2 separate regions of the Homo sapiens genome follow, and region 2 is linked to region 1. Evidence: chromatin loops called from intact Hi-C (ENCODE). Cell type or tissue: endothelial cell of umbilical vein. All regions are shown on one strand.

What was found. Hi-C counts contacts between places; a loop is a spot of excess contacts. Peaks named below come from ENCODE experiments on the same cell type or tissue, not always from the same donor. Only the 100,000 strongest peaks of a DNase experiment are listed, where the experiment ranks them.
Region 2: a loop joins it to region 1, with 8 times the contacts of the local background. A loop is called at or near these places in 5 of 110 quality-filtered maps.

What each region holds. Positions count from the first base shown.
Region 1 is chr6:33,767,723-33,770,222 of GRCh38, reverse strand. No RefSeq gene overlaps it. Among named protein-coding and RNA genes, the nearest start is that of LEMD2, 20 kb to the left of the region's middle. RefSeq lists a silencer at 1-71 and an enhancer at 1-447. In endothelial cell of umbilical vein, a CTCF peak has its summit at 1,485 (motif pointing left); a DNase peak (open chromatin) is centred at 1,442; H3K27ac peaks cover 363 bases.
Region 2 is chr6:33,821,280-33,823,779 of GRCh38, reverse strand. LOC105375025 (a long non-coding RNA gene) reads left to right here and starts at 1,648. Exons shown (of 3, transcript XR_926711.1): 1 at 1,648-1,736; 2 at 2,432-2,500. In endothelial cell of umbilical vein, no CTCF peak of the experiment used is centred here; no DNase peak of the experiment used is centred here.

The DNA of each region.
Region 1 (2,500 bases):
CGCAGAGGCCCCGAGGTGTGTCCTCGGCCTCACTCAGGCTGCAGACATTTCAGAGCAGGCTTTCCACCTTCCTCAGCTTCTCAGGGCCAAGTCCCCTTTCAAGCAGCTCTTATTTCACAAGGGACAGTATGGGGCGGTGGGTTTGTCCAAGGGCATCTGTGGGCTGGAGTGATTGCTGAGATCCCAGTTTCTCTGCCCAAATCCCTTCAGAGAGCTCCCTGGGCTGCAGACCTGTCTTTTCTCGGTGACAGACGGCCCTCTCGGGCCACAGTGGACACCGATAAAGAAGCTTCAGGGGCAGGGAAGGGGAGGCTGTACCCCACAAATCTCAGCCATGGACATCCACCAAGGAGCTCCAGGCCACCTTCCGGAGTCTCGACTCAAGAAGATGGTAAACATGGCCATTTGTCACTGACTTATCATAAGAGCTGCGGTAGCAGCTGTTCCCCCTTAATTAATACACCATTGACTTTGAGCCTCAAAAAAAAAAAAAATCCCTTTGCTGAGGCAGGTGTGTGGACTCAAATCCATTATCCTGTCGGTCTCCCCCAAAAGGAAGGCGCGGGAGAGCGGTTATACAGTTAAGTCACCCAACTGTTCCAAAACAGTCCTCCCCGGGCAGCCAGGCCAGCCTCTCCACCCATCCCCAGAGAAAGTTCTAGACACAAGCAGAGAGTCTGAACAGAGGGTCCCATGATGTGCAGGGACACAGAGGCAAGGGATGAGGGCAGGTGGGAGGACCCCGTGGGCACCATGCCACCTGGCGCCCCCATGTTTTCCCAGGAGTGACGCTGCACACGGGTGGGGGTGGAGGCCTAGGGCTCAGCATCCTCAGGACCAGCTCTGGCCTTCAGTGGCTGGGATCTTGGGCAAATCACTTTATCCCTGTATCTAGGTGAGTTACTACACAAGCCTCTGTCTGGCTCATTCACTGCTGTGTCCCCAGCAATCAGAACACTGCCAGGCCCACAGGAGGCACTCAATAAATATTCAAGAAATAGATTAATGGAAACCTCGATCCCAGAAGGAGAAGAACCTGGCAATGAGGTTTTTTTGTTTTGTTTTTGAGACAGACTCGCTCTGTTGCCCAGGCTGGAGTGCAATGGTGCAATCACAGCTCACTGCAGCCTCCGTCACTCAAGCAATCCTCCTACCTCAGCCTCCCGGGTAGCTGGGACCACAGGCACATGCCACCATGCTTGATTAATTTTGTCTTTTTGTAGAGACAGGGTTTTACTACGTTGCCCAGGCTGGTCTCAAACTCCAGGGCTCAAGCAATCCTCCTGCCTTGGCCTCTCCAAGTGCTGGAATTGCAGGCATGAGCCACCGTGCCCAACCTGGCACTGAGTTTCTAACGTCTGGATTCCTCCAGTTTCCTTTCAGGCTGGTTTTGTTTACTCGTGTTTCTTTTTCCAATCTGAGTGACTCTGATCTGCCACAGCCCCAGCCCTCCCACTGCCTTGCAGCACACACCCCGCCCCCTGCAGGCTATCTCTGGGAAGGCAGCCTTGTTCTGACCACAGAGGGGACCAGGCTGGACTGTATGAGATGGGACAAGTCTCCCAGACTAGCCAGACAAATTGGCCAGGAGCAGCTGTGTTTACTTGCATTTCCTTGAGTGGAACAGCCAGGGGAGCCCCGAGGACCTGCCTAGCCCCCAGCACCACATGACAGAAGAAGCCGTGGTGAAGATGGTCTAGAGGCCGGGCACAGAACCACACAAACTCCAGGATTTGTATAAGACGCTGGCCAGGAAGGCCCTCTAAAACATGACTTCTCACCAGCCCTGTGAGTGAGAGCTTGAAGCAGGTTTAACTTGGTTTCTAAAGAAAGTGATGGGATGTTTCTTCCTGCCAAGAGTGTGGCCCAGTTCATCACTGAGGCTCCTCCATGAAGTCAGGGTGATTGTCTCAGCATCGTGAAGGTGTGGTGAGATTCCAGGGACGGATGGCTATATTGCAAACCGTGAAAGCGTTACCCACTAAGGGACCAGGACTGGGCTGCCCTGGCCGGGCAGATAAGTAGGAACAGTCCCGAGTACAGTCTTGGAACAGGGAAAGAGCTGAACAACAACCTCTGAGAAGAAAGGGTAAAGGAGGTATCACTGATGATTACAGCCCAATTTCTAAGCTGCTTCTGTTTAGTAAGGAGACAGAGGAAAGTACAGTAATTTTCTTCAATGAAAACAGGCAACAGAATTCCCTTTGCCTCGTTCCCCTTGCAATTAAGCCCTTCTCTGCAAATGAAATGATTTGGTTTTCATGGGGACTAATTTAAGCACACTGGAAGGACCGCTGAACTTTCTGATTGCAAACACCAACATGTGCAAAACAGAATCCAGCAGCTATGCCAGGCTGGTGAGGCTGTCCCACCCGTGGAGCTGAGGGCTTGGATGGGGTGAGGGTGGATGAGCCCTGGCTGGAAGTCCAGCTCTGTCCCTAAGTCCATGACACTTCCCATGTGGCTGACCCTCTTCCTGTCTCCAGCTGCCATCTCCTCA
Region 2 (2,500 bases), 54 kb before region 1:
TGAGAGCACCACCTCCTGGGATCCAAGCATGGGGTTCAGTAGGAATCTGCATTCCTAACACAAGCTGATGCTGCCAGGAGGAGGACCAGCTTTGAGAACCACTGGCTTAGAGAAAACATTCCCAGCTCTTCCTAGGCTCACGCTGGGGAATTCGACTGGGAATTAAGCTGTGTGAGGGACCTTTGCTTTGTATTTATCCACTTAGGCATTGTTATGAACATTTAAATACCTGTAGAGATTATTTTTGTAATAATTTTCAAAGTTTAAAAAAAAAAACGAACAATTCATGCATGGTATGAATGGCAATTATCTATTCAACCTAACAAGCATTTATTATGTGCCTACTGTGTGCAGGCCAAAATTTTAAATGAGTAAGAGGCAGTCCCCATTGTCTAGACACAAAGCCGTGATGGGGAGTGAGACAAATAAAATAGCATTAATAGAAAGGAGGAGGAACGATGCTAGAGGTGTTTACAGATACAATGGGGACACAGGTGGCAATTAATTCCACCTGAAGAATCAGGAAAAGCAGCCAGAGGAAAGGTAGCATTTTCACTCAGCCTTGAAGGACCCCAGCCAAGGAGAACAGCATGAACACAGCCTGGAGAAAGGCAGGATCTGCATTTTTAAGGAACTGGACCAAAAGCCTGGGGTTGGTCAGATATGGGGGTTGGAAGACGCTGGAGGTGGGCCAGAAAAAGCTGGTGGCGGGCAGGTGCTGAAAGTCCCTAAGTGGCTGTGACTTCACAGAAAGAGGAGCCATCAGGCATTCAGAAGCAAGGCTGAGGGTGGATGGGCTGGCAGGAGGAGGAGAAGAGAGTCTGGAGACCAGGGAGAAAGCAGGTGCAGACATCCCGGAGAGGGGTGATGGGGTCCTGGGTTGGGGACAGTGGAGCAGCAGCACTGGGAACAGACATTGTTGACTCCTGGCCTGAGGGAGGAGGAGGGAGAGAGAGGGGTCCATATGCCCTGAAGTTCCCAGCTTGGCCACAGGGATGTGCCAGCGCCGGGACCTGTATCACATGGTCCCGCCCTATTTCCTCAGCCACAGTTGGTTGGTCCATGTCCAGGCACCTGATCCAATTAGGTGACGAATCCGGGGGTGAGAGGGGCAGCACTGAGATTCTGCCAGAGGCCTGCTCTAGAAGATTCTTTGCAAAATATGTATAACTAAGGCCTCAGCCTTGATACCTGCACCCTCTTGGTCCCAGCACGGGACTGGGGACTCAGCCCTGTAGTCACAGGAAAGGAGGGCAGAAAGGGCTAGTGCAATCCAGGAGGACCTCCTAGAGGAGCCAGCTGGATTTGGATGGGCAGAAGGAAAAGCAGAAGCCATGCAGGAGCACAGGACCGGACAGGACCTCAAAGTCCATCTCTTCCTTTCCAGCCCTCTTCGGGGAGGAGCCCCAGTGCAGCCCAGCACCTCCGGGAAGGGGCTCCAATTCCCTCCTCCTCACCCCTCTAGCCTGGGGTCCCAAGAGTGGCTCTGGTAGGGAGTGTATGGCCTCTCAGCAGATGGGGAAATGAGCCCAGAGAGAGCAGTATCTTAGTTCATTGTGTGTTGCTATAACAGAATACCACAGACAGGGTAATTGATAAACAATAGAAGTTTATATGGTTCACTGTTCTAGAGGCCAATAAGTCCAATATCAAGGTGCCAGCATCTGGTGAGGGCCTCCATGCTGTGTCATCCCATGGCCAAAGGTGGAAGGGCAAGAGGGCACAAGACAGCAAGGGTAAGAGGGGGCTGATCTTGCCTTTATAACAAGCCCACTCGCGAAATAACTAACCCACTCCTTCAATAATGATATTAATCCATTCACGAGGGCAGAGCCTTCATGGCCTAAGCACTTCTTAAAGGTCCCACCTTTCAACACTGTTGCATTGGGGATGAAGTTTCCAACACATGAACTGTGGGGGACACATTCAAACCTTAGCAGGCAGCAACTCACCTCAGGTCACATAGCCAGTTAGTGGTCCTACAGGACCCCAAATTCAGGCCTCTTTCTCCTGGGGAGGTGGGCAGGCTGGGCAGACCTCCATGTGGCAAAATCTCCCAACCTATATAGGACATAGAGGATTGGCCCAGAAATGCTGACTGGGAGCCCCGTGTAGACTTCCTTGGGCACCGAGTCTGAGAAGCCCTGCAAGCCCAGTGCACCCCCTCCTAGAAACTCCTTCAGCTCCAGCCTGGGGTGGGGGTCAGGAGGTTAGCAGCACTGTAGTCTCACAGCATCAGACAAATGCCTTCCTGCTCCCACTTCCAGCTACCTCCCATCTGGCCTGGGGGTGGGTGGCAGGGTTCTCTAAACCCTCCTTCCAGAGTGCCAGCCACAAGCTGCCCGCCACATGGGGAAGAGAGGGAAAGCGGAGAGAAAAGAGGCTCTGCTTGTGCCAGCCCAGGTGCCTGTAGACCGCTTCTTGGTGGCAGGGAGCCACTGCTGTGTCACAGTGGAAGTGACAGCAGTGACAGGGACCTAGTCTGATCCACTGGGATGCA